2 separate regions of the Mus musculus genome follow, and region 2 is linked to region 1. Evidence: chromatin loops called from intact Hi-C (ENCODE). Cell type or tissue: left cerebral cortex. All regions are shown on one strand.

Region 1 (8,000 bases):
TTCACATCTTGAGATATGTTGAGATGCTTTAGAAAGTTAATGTGCTACCTGTCCATCAGACAGCAGAGTTGACAACTTGCATTGAGAGCCAAGATGCATCCTGCAGAGGCATAGAGCCTTTAGGTTGCTGCTGCAAGTAGATGAACCAGTAGTCCAGGACTCCTACTAGGCCCAGAGGACCCTGCTCTAGGCTGATGCTAAGGGTCTCTTGCTTCATATGTAGTTCTAGGCACCAGGAGTGTGCTATTTTCTTAGCTTGCTGTATAAAAAAAGCCCAGAAACCATATTTTCTCATATGCATGGGTATATAAGTTATGAGAGGGGGGTATGTATGTGTGCTCATGTGCCCCCACAATGCAGTTACCACTGAGTCTGATACTATTATCTCAGAAATGAACTAGAGGGTCTTATAATCAATAAAATAAAGAACTAAAGCCTCATCTTTTTCTCTTTTTCTCTCTCCCTCTCCCCTTCTTCTCTCCCTCCTTCCCCCTACTCTTACCCTTTCCCTTTCTTCTCCCCCTTTCCCTCTGTGTGTTTGTGTCTCTCTGTCTCTCCCTCCCCACCTCTGTCTCTCTGTCTCTCTCTCTGTCTCTCTCTCTCTCTCTCTGTCTCTCTCTCTCTCTCTCTCTCTCTCTCTCTCTCTGTCTCTCTCTCACACACACACACACACACACACACACACACACACACACACACACACACACACACTGAAAACTCCATGGTCTTTGAGTTTTTCACCTTTCACTGTCCCTTGTTCTGAGCTGGTATCACAAACTAAGCACTTCTGTCCTGCCATTTATTCTTATTAAACAAGGTGTGAATGGTATTTTGCTGAGTATTTTAACACATATTTCTATTTTATAAATGAACAAATTAGAAGTCCAGTAAGCTAAGTAGCTTATTTTTAAAAAGTACCCAGTAAGAAGGAAGAACAGCTAAATTTGGACTTAGTCCCTTGGTTGCCTATTTAACTGCAGATTCTTTGAAGTCAAAGGTCAGTATATAAAAAGGTGTTAGCAGAAAATGTCCTTTTTTCTTGGGAAAGAATTTTGTTATGTAGCCTTGGGACTCATTATGTGCCCTGGCTGACCTTGACCTCATGACAGTCCTCTTGACCGAGCCTCACAAGTACTGAGGTTAGAAGCATGCACCACCATACTGGCTGAAAATGTACTATCAAATGAAATTTCATGTCTTAACCTGAAATCAGTGTCTCTGTTGGATGCTGTAGGGGGGAAGCCTTGGAGCCTCATTTAAAAATTTGTGGCAACTTAGTTTCTCTCCTCACCAAGTCCTCACAATTGAATTTACAAGTAGATTTTGTTCATTGTTTCTTGAAATAGTAACTATTTTTATCGTTGATGTAACAAAATACCAGCCGATAGCAACTTGGTTAGAAGGATACCTTCAGCCTTAGGTTCATACATGTGAACACTTGCTCCCCAGCTGTAGCACATTTGGGGTAGGGGTTACAGGCATGGCCTTGCTGTAGGAAGTGCATCACAAGGCGGGGGTGGGGGTGGGGTGGGGGGCGTTGAGAGTTTAGAACCTCGCCTTACTTCCTATTCCCTCTTTCTTGTTTGTGATTGAAGATATTTCTAGGTTCCTCTTCCAGCCACCTGCTGTCTTGCTTCCTCTGCTGTTATGAACTTCCTAAAATAAACTATCTTCTTTAGTTGCCTTGGTCATGGTATTTTATTAAAGCAACAAAAAAGTTAACTATTCACAACTTAAGGGAGGACAGGTTGTGTTTGGGCTCTCAGTTTGAAGAGGTATGATCCTTCCTGGTGGAGAAGGCATGGCTGCAGGAGAGGGAGGCAGCTGGTAACATTGTGTTCCAAGTGAGAAAACAGATGAATGGGGTATTTGCCTTAATTTTCCCCCTCCCTACCCCCCCTTTTTTTCCTTTACCAGGATTCTGGCTCATGAGAGGACACCATCAACCTTCACAGTGGCTCTTCTCTCCAGCACCCTCAAAGACACACCCCGAGCTGTGTCTCCTAGGTGACACTAAGTCTGATCAGGTTGACAATGATGGGTAATGATGACATTAGGCATGGGTAAGACTAGGAAATCCAGTCCTGCATCTTAGCCATCCTGTTACCTCTTCAGAGAATGTCATCTGGCTGATAACCCTCTTTCTTTAAAGTATACATGATATAACGTGCCAGCAACCAGGACCAATCTTCGCTAACCCATTCAGTCTACCCCGATGGCAGGACAGCAACGGAAGAGAAATGCATTTGCTGTGAGAGACTATGAGGCTGTTTATCCAGTAAGCTCAGTTTAAGGATCCTGCTCAGCTCTTGGGAGGCAGGCAGTGAAAGGGCTTATTAAGCTTGCATGAATGGAGTGAAGAGAGCTAGCGATCCGACCTCAGGCTCAGGCAATTGCCGTGGCTGTTTCCTGGCTCATGGAGCTCAGCCTGTGCAAAGTGAGAAGGTACCTCTTATGAATAATCCAGTAGCCTGCAGTCAGTACACAAGAGCAGAGTAAACATGGGGAGACAGCGTGAGGATGTCTACTGGCTCATCTTCAAGAGCACGCTACCAGAGGGCGGGATTCACATGTTGAGAGAACTCATTCATCTTGCAGCCATAAAACATAAAGCACGGGAAGATGGCTACTGCTGTTTTATGCTTGAATGGTGGAACAATGGATTTACAGAACACAAATGAAGACAGCTCTTTTAAATCGCCTTGTTGTGTCCAACTTCTTTTTATTTTTTTTTCCGAGACAGGGTTTCTCTGTGTAGCTCTGGCTGTCCTGGAACTCACTTTGTAGACCAGGCTCCTTGAACTCAGAAATCCACCTGCCTCTGCCTCCCAAGTGCTGGGATTAAAGGCATGCGCCACCACTGCCGGCTGTTGTGTCCAACTTCTTGTCGAATTTGTTCAACTGACCTCGAATTTAGGAGGTATTTTACAAACGAGGCCTTAGTCTTCTGAAGTTGTCCACACCAAGCCCAGCAGAGGTGGGGGGTGGGGGGTGCTACACGGGGGGGGGGGGTCGGGGGGAAGGCAGGGGCAGATCTAGTAGATTGGAACGCTCACAGTAAATGTGCCTGGGAGGAACTGAATGCAGCAAGCAGGGGGGCAGGAGAGGAGCAGGGGACACCTTTACCCTTAGGATATCATGCCAGAAGTCTCAGTGAGTGACAGATTTGGAGAACCATATAGAACATGCTTAGTCCTGTCAGGCTCTTGCCTGATGCTCTCTACAATCAACTCTGTGTTCTACCACAGCCCCTGAAAGGAGATAACGCTACTTTTGTATGTGAGAACACTCGCGCTCTGAGATAGCAGGTGACTCTGCCGACCGAGCTGTTCAGTTATTCAGCTCTGCATCCGCAAACTGCCGGGCTCGGTGCCAAGGGCTTTCCATTTAATCCTCTACACAGGGCTGTGGAGGAAGCCTTTAGTGTTCCTGTTACCAAACAAGGAAACTGGTTCATAGGAGGATTAAGTGACATTCACAAATGGGGCCTGCTTACCCCAAGCCTCTACTCTTAACTTGACCCAGGCATGTTTACACAGTAGGGTTGCACAAATTGGCTTCCTCTTAGAAGCAGGGAGCTTTGTTGGCTAGTTAGTTTTGATTCATTTATTTATTGTTTTCAGACAAGGCCTCAAGGAGCGCAGACTGGCCTTGAGTTTGCTACACACTTCTGACCCCTCCTGTTTCTACTTCCTGAGTGCTAGGATTACAGGCATATGTTGGCACATCCAGACTAGACGGAGACCAAAAGCAGGGCTTCATACATACATAAGGAAGTAAGTACTTTAGCATCTCGGCTAAATCTTCAGCCAGCTGTGAGCTTTTAAAAAGAATGTTGGTGTTGGCACGGTGCATCCACACAAGTGGTTTGCACAACTACAGTGTAAATCAGGCCCCAGCATTGCTCTGTAGAAAACCTCTCCCCATGGGTTGCTGGGCACACTGAATGCATGCTGAACAGTATATGCTAGCAGAGAGTTAAAGTTCAAAGCCGAGCCTGGGTAAACACGTCTGTAATTAATATTCCAAAGCCAATGACCATGTGGGGTATTGCCCTGGAGAAACAGAGCCCACCTAGTCCAGGCATTGGGGGTTTGTTTGTTTGTTTGTTTTTAAACCAATCTATTAAAGAAGCTCTGAGTGGCTCTTGGAGACCGTAGAACGCTAACCTAAATTGAAATTATGTGACTAATATATCCTAAATTAATCCAGGAATTGTTTTTAGATGCATATGATTCTTTAAAAGCTCCGTGTGGTTTAAAAACATGTCACACCCCAAGTTCATACACTGAACTCCACCTTCAGTGTTATAATTAGGAGTTGGGGCCTTGGGAAGTAATTATGTCATGAGAGCCCTTATTACTGGGATTATTGCCGCTGTTTAAAAGCCCCAGATAGCTCTGACTTTCTATGCCATTTAAGATAAAGCAAGAAGCCAGTGACTGGAGCTCACAAGAACTGGCCAGATGTCTGGCCAGCAGTCTGTGAGAAATGGAACCTTGTAGTTTATTACCTACTCAGTCTAGGCTACCTTGTTATAGAACCCTGAGCTGACCATGATGTGGTGAGCGATGCTCTATGACCTGACATCTCATACACTATACAACAGAGTCACTGTATCTGCAATGTTCTATAATGCTACACTGCTGACCATTCACGCTTTGCTTTATGCTTTATAGAATTTCTGTTTAAAGGCAAGAGATTATAATATGTCTGGGAGATCAAGGAGCCCTCCTAAGGCTGCGATTTTTTGTATTTGTTTCTTAAGATGGTTTGCTTTTTAGTTCTATTTTTTTTTATTTAGAATACCTTTAGGAATTCCATACATTGTATTTTAATCATTCTCCACACCTTCCCCAATTCCTCACAGGTGCCCACTCTAACTCCATAGCCACCGTCCTTGAGTCCTCTTTTGTAAATGTATTCTGAATTTTGTGCCTATATGTGTGGGTGTGTGCACACGAGTGCAGTGCCAACCGAGGCCAGAAGAGGGCATCAGATGCCCTGAAGCTGGGGTGATAGGTGCTTGTGTGCTACATGGTTTGGGTGATAAAAACTTGAACTGAAGTCCTCAGGAAGAGCATCCAGTACTCTTAACTGATGAGCCATCTTACCATTCCATGCTTTGTGCCTTGACTGCCGCAACAGGTACAACTCCTACTTTTGACAGCACTTAGGATTTTCTGAATGTTCTTAGAACTGAAGAACAGGTTTGTGTCCTCTTGGCTTTGTGCTCCTGTCCCAGGCTGGGCCTCCTTACCATGGCAGATTCAGCATAACCTACTGGGTTCCTGCATATTGCCTGACATCTTCAAAGCTCACCGCTTCCTGTGTGCTGGGGCTTCCACGGATGTGGAACCACCATGACGTGTAGTAACCCAGGAATCTGCACCACAGACAACAGCCTTGTGTGCATCCTTCTGGATCTCCTGAGAATTTGGACTTAGTGAGAAGCGTTGGAAAGCAATAGCAGCAGCACAAACACTAAGAGAAACGTCTATTTCTATAATAACGCTTATCTGCTAAAGATACACTTTTAATCTGTGGCCTTTCCCTCCATCCTTGGTTTGCATCGTGGGTTAACTTTACATGGTTGTTTCACCTTGAATCTTTCTTTTGAGAACTTTACCAGTTACATATCATTGTCCTAAAAAAAAAATACTCCATTAGCTGATGTCATGTAAATGAAGGGCAGATGAAGTGCCGAGCGTAATACTAGGCTCTCAGAGACCACACATATGATTGGAAACAGCTCACTGATGACTGCCAGGCAAGCATGTGTCCTTGGTCCATGTTGTATCTCAGAGATCCAGGCTTCTTCCCATTGGTCTATAGCCAGTCACGTGGCCCCAACTGAGCTGCAAAGGTGCCCTTTTGTGCCTGCAGTTATAGTAAATTCGTCAGATGCTAACAGAGTGTCTCGTGACCCAGAGCTGTCTGAGGAAAGCTGGGGAGATGTATTCACTCTAGACTAGGTTCAGAGGCAGGGTGGGCCTGGCCACTCACTTGGGCCTCTGTGTCTAGTGTGCTGTATTATCTGGATGCTTGCTGAACACAGTGGTGACATGTATCAAGTGGTGACTGACCATGATTCTGTACTCTTCTGAGACTTGAATGTGTGAGTGTGGGTTTTTATTTTTCTGACTTTTCTAGGAAACAAAACGAACCCACTTCTTCCTGTGGCCCACACTGTGTGCGTTCCTATCCTGTCAATAGTAACATGAGCCTCTTATTTTCTCCCCGGCTTTCCCTGGTAGGACGCACACACCTTAGAGCAGGGGCCTTGCAGCATCTGTCTGCTGAACTGCAGCCCTTTCCACAGTACCCGGCATGAGACTGGCTGTGAGTAAATGCGTGGCGCTTTGAATGAGGAACGTCTCTCCTAGGCTCATGTGTTTGGTCCTCAGTTGCTGCTGCTGTTTGGGGATCTAAGGGAACCTTTGGGAGGTGGAACCTGCTGGAGGAAGCACATCACCATGGGTGGGCTTTGAGGCTTTATAGCCTACCTCATTTCCTGCTCTCTTGTTCTGCTTCCTGTGTAGGGATGAAGTATTATTGTTTGCTTCCTAACTTCCAGGACTTGCCTTCCCTGCTATGCTGGACTCTGTCCCTCAGGAAAATTCAGCTAAAATGCCTTTTTCTCCCAGTTACTGCTAGATAGACTTTGCTACATGAACCCTGGCTCGGAATACAACAGGGACTCCATGGGATAAGCAGGGAGGGCTGGGAAGACAGAGGTCCTGGAGAGGCACACAGGGTGCAGAGTGTGGAACGGCACAGGTCAATGCCCCATGCATTGATTCAGGCCTTAGTTTGGAGCAGCCATTATTGTTGGTATTCTGTCTGGGCTCCACCCCCACAGTTACCTGGCAACACCAGGTAAGCTCCGCCCCATGGTTACCTGGCAACAACCAGGTAGGCCTGGCCCAGCTATAACAAGGGCTGCTTGCCCCTTCCTCTCTCTTGCCTCTCTTACCCTTTTCTCTTACCTCTTTCCCCCTTGATCCCCCCTCTCCATTCCCTTCCCCACTCTCTCCACATGGTCACGGCCGGCCTCTACTTCTCTACACTCTCCCTTTATCTGCCATTTTTTGCCTCTACTACCCTCTTAACTGCCGTCTGATGCCCTGAATAAACTCTATTCTATACTATACCATTGTGTGCCAGTCCCTCAGGAGGAAGGGATGCCTTGGCATGAGCCCACCAAGGCACCCCCTTCTCCCATACCTCACCACACCCCCATAGAACATATCTTAATATCTCATTATCTTTTTGTAATCACAACGATTATACCATACACAGAGCTAAAGCAGAGCACATATCACTGAATCGAACAGGTCCTTGCTCCCAGGTACTGCACAGTCTAGCAGGGGGGTTCTGGCATCATACCACAGCAATAGAGAATGGAGCTAGAGCAAAGAGCTATCTATCTATCTATCTATCTATCTATCTATCTATCTATCTATCTATCTATCTATCTATCTATCTATCTATCTATCTATCTATCTATCTATCTATCTATCTATCTATCTATACATATACATATACATACACATACACACACACACATATATATATATATATAATTTTTTTTCTTCAAATTGGAAGCTTGTCCTCTGTATCATTACCTGGAGATGAAACTGGTAACTCTGTCCTATTCGAGATTATCAGTGACCAGTGTGAATGGGAAGCAGCATGAAGTGGTGGGAAAATGGCTTTGAGGCTGGAGAGAGCTGGGTCAGAATCTTACATTTGCCTCTTTATAATTCAGTGTATGTGGGGCAAGTGGACCATGCCACCAGGCAGAAGAACTGGTAAGGGTGAGTGAACCCAAACCCCATGAGTAACCGAGAACAGTAGGAGTGGGGGCCCACTCCCGCCTAACTTTACCTGCTCTGAAACACATAACACAGCGCCCCCCCCCCGAGAGGACCACAACAATCATTCACACAGGAAAAACACTTGAAGTTGTCCCCCCATGCAAATAGAACATCACTAGA
Region 2 (8,000 bases), 88 kb before region 1:
AGGCTGGCCTCAAACTACAGCAATCCTCCTGCCTCAGCCTACTGAGTGCTGGGATCGCAGGCATGCACACCGCCATGTATGGCGTCACTGTTGTTCTTGTGTGTGTGTGATAGGAACGCGTTTGTGTGCACACAGGTGTGCATGCATATGGACCACAGACGGCAGGCAGTCTCAGGATTAGGGTCTCACTGAACTCAGAGCACATCCATTTGGTCATTGCATGGCCAGTGAACTCGCCTGCCTCTATTCACACACCACTGGAGCTCCAGGCACGCACAGCCACACCCAGCTCTTACATGGGTGCTGGGGATCTGAACTCACAAACTCATGCCTCTACAGCAAGTACTTCATTGGCTTCACTGTATCCCAGTCCCTGTCACCAGATGCTTAGAGGGTGGCCGATAATCAGTTTGTTGCTATGGAAACAGCAGAGGGGTGCATTTTAAAATAATAAATAGGGTAGAATGTAGATGCTCCCACCAAAATGAAAAGATCAGACAAAATTATCTCAAAATTAGTGAACTCTGAGCACCAGAAACAATCCCCGTCCTGGAAATACCCCCACGGATAGTTTCTTAAGCTCTAATAATAAATAGATAATTGTCTTTGGACTTAGCATTTTCAAAGGTGTTCCCCAGACATTCCACAAGGTCCCTCAGGATCCGTCATTAGGCATTCCTTCATCCTTTTCTTCTCTTGGTTCCAGTCGTTTCCAGTCACTGTTAAAGCCATACTAGATAAACGTTTGGGACATGCCTGGGATGTCCCAGGACTGCCCATACCCACACCAGTGGGCCACTGCTGTGCCATCCAATACTTGCTTCCTCTAGGATATTGCTCTGACAGCTGCTGCTGGGAAGACAGTTCCATAGGATGTTGCTGGTATCCCAATGACAGTGTTACTAACCTGTGTTCCACTTTCCTATTTGCATGTATGTCTTGCTAGCCCAAATGTTCCTACAGGCAGTGAGTGAATCGTGTTTGCTCTGTATGCCTTCACGCAGGGCACGTGTTATAGGCCATACATTTCCCCTAAATGAGGTGGGTTTGGGGGCCACATAGTATGTTTCGCTCTAGAAAATACTCATTCCATGTATAAGCTGCTATTTCTCTCATAGTTGAGAATAGTTGAGAATATTAAACAGGCATTTTTTTTTCTTTTTCAGTAGCTCACTACTGCATCTGTTGGAAGCATATTTCTTCTGTTTCTGGGGACACTGGCTTCTTAGGCCTTTGAGCCCCTAGAGTCCTCCTATTCTGGTGGAATTATCTGATAATTCTTACTTACATGTTTGTGGCATAATATGTGATTGCTCTCAGGAGCATTTATGGTTTAGTAGTGCTTTCTGGGGAACACAACTGTTTAACTTGAAAGAACGAATTCATTTCCATAAGTGCATTGGCATCCACTGTGCAGCTTGGGTAATGGATATGTTTTAAGGAACCAGGGTGACACTTTGTTGACCCTAGAATCACACCAGGCATGCTGGCTGCCTGGTGTACATTTGCATATTTAGTACCTCCAACTGGGAAGGCATTCCTCTTAGCCTGCCTCTGTGAGGGCTCCTTAGTGGATGCATTTGTGCCCATTACACTGCCTGCTCGGCGCTAATCTGAAGGTCACAGTGCCAGGCGCATTTCAGTTCGCGTGTTATTCTGCCTCACCTCCTCGGATTTTCTCACTTCTTTGGAACTAGAAACACATAATCACAGAACACTTGAGCTAATTCCCCGAGAACTTGTTACAGATCGAGCGGGCTTCTCGGCTGCTGACTGGTGTGTAAGAGGATAGTCTTCTTGCTGAAAGTGAAATTCTAGAGGCCTCAGATGTCTGAACTCTTTCCAGGGTGGATTGCTCAAGAGGAAACAAACTGCACGGTCCTGTATAATTGCTTGTTATTTTGAAGACGGAAATGTTATGTGTATTTTTCTTCCCCAAGGGCCCTGTGGAGGACAGGATCCTGCTAGTGTTTTTAATAGATCTGTTTGATACTGCCAATACACAGAACTCACAAACAAGGGAGGCTCATGTCCATTTGGCTGAACAATGAAATACTGCAGAAGGACTCAATTCCTACTGACAGAAAAGTCACACGGGGAGTTTCAGACGAATGTATGAAAGAGACAGGTAGATCTAGGTTGTGTGTGTGTGTGTGTGTGTGTGTGTGTGTGTGTGTGTGTGTGTGTGTGTGTGTGTGGTGGTGGTGGTGGTAGGGGGAACATGCTCTTAACGTCTTAGTTATCCTAAAAGGCAAGGCTCGTAGACCAGGGCACACTTGGAGACTCAGGGCTTGGAGGTTTGCCTTTATCTATCTGTGTTAAAGTCTTCAACTGTGTTTAGCCTGGGTGATGGTGGATCAGGTATTTCTGTGCCATGTGCCTCAGTTTCCTGTAAATAGAGAGAGTGGCACATGCCTCTTTAGAGGATTTGTGATTATCAACCATATTGAAACATGCAAAGATTTCACGGCAATGGTTGGCACACCTGTGGACCTCACTCTTGTTATTTGTTGCTTCTGTAATGGGCTCTGCACAGTTGACTCAGAGAGAACAGTTGCTTAGGAAATAAAGGCACATGCTTGGGGGTCTGAGGAGATAGCTCAACTGGCAAAGCACTTGCAGAGATCTCAGTCTGATGCCAAGAGCCCGTGTTAAAACAAGCTTGTGTGTGCTTGTCATCCCAGCGCCGAGGGGCTAGGGGAGGATGGGTCCCTCAAACTCGTTGGCTGGTCAGTTCAGACTGCTTAATGAAAACCTACTTTTCCTTCACACAGACACAGAGACACAGACTGACAGGCAGACAGGTATGGACACATGTACATACCCCCCTCCCACACACACACATTCACACATACCCCTACACACACATACATCTTCCCCAAACAAAGAGGAAAATTTTCAGAGCTAAAAGCAATTTAAATTTTGGCGGTAAAGACTATCTGGGTTTTTCTTTCTCCATGAGAAATTATGTTATAAAGAGGAAAGCACGTGAGCACCCAGTGGTGTGCTGTCTTAAGTATCCTTTGGCCATGTGTGTTTGGCTGAAAGTCTTCGCCCTCGGAACCAGGCATTGCCTGTTTGAGGAATGCTGTCTGCTTTGAAAGCCAGCTCCGAGGAGTTCACTTGGTTTTGGCCGTTTGGGTTAGGTTCTATGTTGTCTAATCAGAACTGGATGGGGATGGTGCCGGTGTGCAACTCCCTTCCAAGAAAAACACTGGGTGTTTCAGGAAGTGGGCGAGTGAGTCAGCGGACTGCACTTTTCCTCTGAGTCAGTCTCGGACTTGCTGGAAACAGGCTTGACTTTCACCCAGAGTTCTGCTTTTCCGATCGAATGTTCCATCGGGGTTGACCTCGTACCACGCTGACAGAAGGCTTTGTTAGTGTGTGCGCTCACACGGAGTGTCTTAGTGAGTGTGCCCAGTGAGTATTTAAAAGAAAAATCTCAATTCAAACCTACATCCTTAAACTAGTTTCGCCTCCGTGACAGTTTTGCTTCAAGCAGGGTCATGGAGAGTGGTTCTTCACTGCAAGATTTAAAAACCCTAACTTCATGCTGTATGGTTACTGAATGGAAGAATGAGGTATGCCCCAAGGTATGGCTGAGGTGGTTGTATTGAAGACATGAAGGAGATCGGTCAGATGTCCTTACTATTGACTTCCTTAGGGAAATCTTTTAGAGAGAGATGGAGGCAGGTGGAGAGATGGTGCAGCGGTTGATAGCAGTTCCTTCACTTCAGGAAGACCTGAGTTTGATCCCCAGAACCTACACTGGGCAGCTCCTGAGCTCAGAGAGACATACCTGGCTCTGGTCTCCTAGCACTGTCGCAGGAAAGAACAGAGTCAGTTCTTTTCTAAGAGTAAACTGCTGTAATTTGAGTCCTGTAAGGTCTGCAAAGCCGGTCAGGTAGCTGTGGGGCTTTGTGGGTAGTTGTCTTAGTTAGGGTTTTACTGCTGTGAACAGACACCATGACCAAGGCAACTCTGATAAGGACAACATTTAATTGGGACTGACTTACAGGTTCAGAGGTTCAGTCTATTATCATTGAGGCAGGGACATGGCAGCATCCAGGCAGGCATGGTGCAGGAGGAACTGAGAGTTCTACATCTTTCATCTGAAGTCTACTAGCAGAAAACTGACTTCCAGACAGCTAAAATGAAGGTCTTAAAGCCCACACCCACAGTGACACACCTACTCCAACAAGGCTATACCTCGAAACAGTGCCATTCCCTGGGCCAAACACAAACAAACCATCACATGATGTGCCTACCCTTTTCATTTACACTAGTAGACTGATAATTTTTCTTTTCTTTTCTCTTCTCTTTTCTTTTTAGTTTTTTAATCTTAAGCACTTGGGCTTGGGTTAGCTGGAGGCGTTGGTTTTTCTTTCTGGCGCATAGTCATTGTAGGTCCTCCCCACACCCTCCCCCATTTCCTCCCAGTCAGGGACAGTGCTGGCTGCTGGCTTCTCTGAGGTTTGAACAGTTGCTTCTGAGATTAAGCACCATTCCTGTAATGTGTCCCCCATATCTTATAAAAATCTGAATGCTGGTTTATTTCCTAGAAAAATTTCCACTTTATCATCTTGGAATGGAATGGTTTGGCCCTTGGCAGAGCAAAGAGTTCTCAGCTAAGGACTTTGAGAATGGTACTGTGAGATTCTCATGTCTGCCTAGGAGTGAAAGTTTTTATAAAACAAAAGATAGAATCTCCAGCAGCTACACACTGTGTTATAGGCAAGCTTTGTGGAGACCCAAGAGAAGAATGCATCTTTCTATGTTTTCCCCTCACTCCAGAGATCAGTGGACATGCATGCGCACCTCCTACCTGATGTTTTACCCTGCTCTCTACTGGCAGATGATCTGTGCAGGTAAACTCCTGAGCAGCAAGCGAACAACTAGGTTAGCCTGTGGCTTTTGCTAGGTCTAAGGAAGTGTGAGGCTGCAGCGCACCCTTACAGAGAGGCCCCAGTGCCTCATTTGATCAGTGCTCAATGGGAGCCTGTGAGTGTATGTGACATATCCAAGAGCAGAGAAGGGAACTCGCTGAAAAACCAGGGATAGTGTTGGCTTCCTCACCCCACATTCTTCCTAACCCCATGGGTGTCCAAAATGCCCCCCCATGATGGACTGGCATATCCTCACATTTGGGGTTCTGCTGGGATTACACATATCACCAGACAGTGAGGAAAGCTGGAGAGGGAGAGGATATAATTGCAGGGGTGTGCTGGTTACTCTTGAGCCACGGTGACTGGGCTATCCCACTGAAACTACTTAAGGTGACTGGGCTATCCCAATGAAACTACTTAAGGAATGGAGGGTTTACTTTGTCTCAGAGTCTCAAAGGTTTTCTGTCCACACAGGGAACGCATGCAGGAACAATCGAGTGTAGGAGTCTGTGGCAGAGACTGTTGATATCAAGGAGGGCCAGAAGGCAGAGTGAAAGGCTAGAACCCGGAGAGATAACAGCTTTCAGATTCACACCCTTAGGCACCTACTCCTGCTTGCTAGGCTTCACCTCCTAGCAGCTCAACATTGTGCATATGCGCACATATATACACATGCACACACATATACACATGCACACGCATATACACATGCACACACACATGTACACATGCACACATACATACATACACACTCATATATACACATAATCACATGCACACACATATACACATGCACACACATGTACACATGCACACACACATACACATGCACACACATATACACATGTACACATGCACACACATGTACACATGCACACACATACATACATACACACTCATATATGCACATAATCATATGCACACACATATATACATGTACACACATATATATATATATACATATATACACATATACATACATACATACATATTGACACAGCACCATCAAAGTTTCGAGAAGTGTTAAAAATGTAATTTAGTCAAGTAACTCATAGAAATAATTTTCTTTTTTCATCTTTTTAAAAATTAGATATTTTCTTTATTTACATTTTAAATTTTGTCCCCTTTCCCCATTTCCCCTCTGAACACCCCCCCATCCCATCCCCCTTCCACCTGCTCACTAACCTACCCACTCCCACTTCCCTATCCTGGCATTTCTCTATACTGTGGCCCTTCACAAGACCAAGGGCCTCTCCTCTCATTGATGTCCCACAAGGCCATTCTCTGTTATATATATGGCTGGAACCATGGGTCCCTCCATGTACTCTTTGGTTGGTGGTTTAGTCCCTGGGAGCTCTGGGGGTACTGATTGTTTCATATTGTTGTTCCTCCTATGAAGCTGCAAACTCCTTCAGCTCCTTGGATCCTTTCTCTAGCTCCTTCATTGGAGACCCCGTGCTCAGTCCAATGGATGGCTGTGTGCATTCACCTCTGTATTTGTCAGGCACTGGCAGAGCCTCTCAGGAGACAGCTATATCAGGCTTCTGTCAGCAAGCACTTGTTGGCATCCACAATAGTGTCTGGGTTTGGTAACTGGATATGGGATTAATGGAAAACTCCAACACAAGGAGGAAAACTACACCTTAGAAATAGCAAGAAAATAATCTTCTTTTAACAAACCAAAAAGAAGATAGCCACATAAATATAATTCCAACTCTAACAATAAAAATAACAGGAAGCAGCAATCACTTTTCCTTAATATCTCTTAATATCAATGGACTCAATTCCCCAATAAAAAGGAAATGTTTTCAAAACAGCAGTTTGGGGAGCTATGGCTCTGTGGCTGTTTTACTTCATTAACTAGTATCATAAACGTTTTAGATACACGCATTGCCCAGAATCACTCATTTGTCCCCTTGCTTTGCAAGCACGCCACTGAAAAGCTGGGAGTAAACACCAAGGCTAGGTCACCAAGCCACCGTGCCCTTTCAGAACTCTTGCTCTTGTGAAATCCCAGGGTCCTCGTTCTTCATCTTGAACCACGCCTGCCTTCATCCAAATTCTCTTCCTAGCCATCCTCGGTGCCCCTCACCCCTGCTATGACGGAAGCTTACACAATCCAGGGCTCTAGATCGTCAGACCCTTTCCAAGCAGTCTGTGGAATCTTGTGTGTAATAAATGAACCCAGCCTCTTGTGATAGTCGTCTGTGTGGTGGACTGGTGGAGTTTATTCCACTGCAGTGTTTATTAGTAGCTCCAGGCGTGGGACTTGTCACTAGACGTGGGACTTGTCACTAGAAGCCTGATTTACCCTCTGAGTCTGGCAGAGATGTGCTTTTATTTAATGGGATTCCTGTGATCCTGGCAGATGATCATACAAGTGAAAGATCCTCTTCCTCCTCTTCCTCTTCCTCCTCCTCTTCCTCCACCTCTTCCTCCTCCTCTTCCTCCTCCTCTTCTTCCTCCTCTTCCTCCTCTGTGTTACTTTTGTTTGCAGCACAAGTAAAATTTAGTTCCCTTAGTGTATTGATTTCATAAGCCAATTTGGCTGAAAATCAGACAGTTTTCTTACTAAATGGTACCCAGTTCATGTAGCAGACGCTTGGAATTAATTTAGAAGGATTTTTGTTTAGAAAAGTTGACAACTTGTAATTCTTTTTAAAAATGACGCATTGCCTTTTAAATATTTATTTTGTTTTAATTATGAATGTGTATGTATGTGTCTTAAGTTGGTATGTAGCACATGTGTACAGGTGCCCACAGAGGTCAGAAGAGGGCATAGCATCTCCCGGAGTTGAAGTTACTGATGGTTATGAGCCACCATGTGGGTACTGGGATTAAGCCGAAGTCTTCTGCAAGAGTGGTCAGTGCTCTCTCCAGCCCTGACTTCTTATTCTTAGATTCCTCACTTTAACTAGAACGTTATGCATTTCTTCCCAAGTTCTTCATCTTTTGCCTTTTTCTCAGTAGCTTAGAGATGGGAATTATGGGTATGGAGAGAAAGAAGGACTTGCTTAGAGATACTTCCCATGTTCCCTCCTCCTGCTGGCCTAACATAGCCTGCTTACCCCAACATGTCGGCCTGCACCCCATGGACAAAATCCACAGTGTGAC

What was found. Peaks named below come from ENCODE experiments on the same cell type or tissue, not always from the same donor. Only the 100,000 strongest peaks of a DNase experiment are listed, where the experiment ranks them.
Region 2: it touches region 1 in a loop (2.3-fold over the local background); 4 of 42 quality-filtered maps call a loop at or near these places.

What each region holds. Positions count from the first base shown.
Region 1 is chr6:137,466,720-137,474,719 of GRCm38, reverse strand. No RefSeq gene overlaps it. Among named protein-coding and RNA genes, the nearest start is that of Eps8, 180 kb to the left of the region's middle. In left cerebral cortex, a CTCF peak has its summit at 4,971 (motif pointing right); DNase peaks (open chromatin) are centred at 2,424 and 3,366.
Region 2 is chr6:137,554,300-137,562,299 of GRCm38, reverse strand. The region is part of intron 2 of Eps8 (epidermal growth factor receptor pathway substrate 8); the gene reads left to right. Among named protein-coding and RNA genes, the nearest start is that of Eps8, 91 kb to the left of the region's middle. In left cerebral cortex, no CTCF peak of the experiment used is centred here; DNase peaks (open chromatin) are centred at 1,833 and 3,235; H3K4me3 peaks cover 210 bases.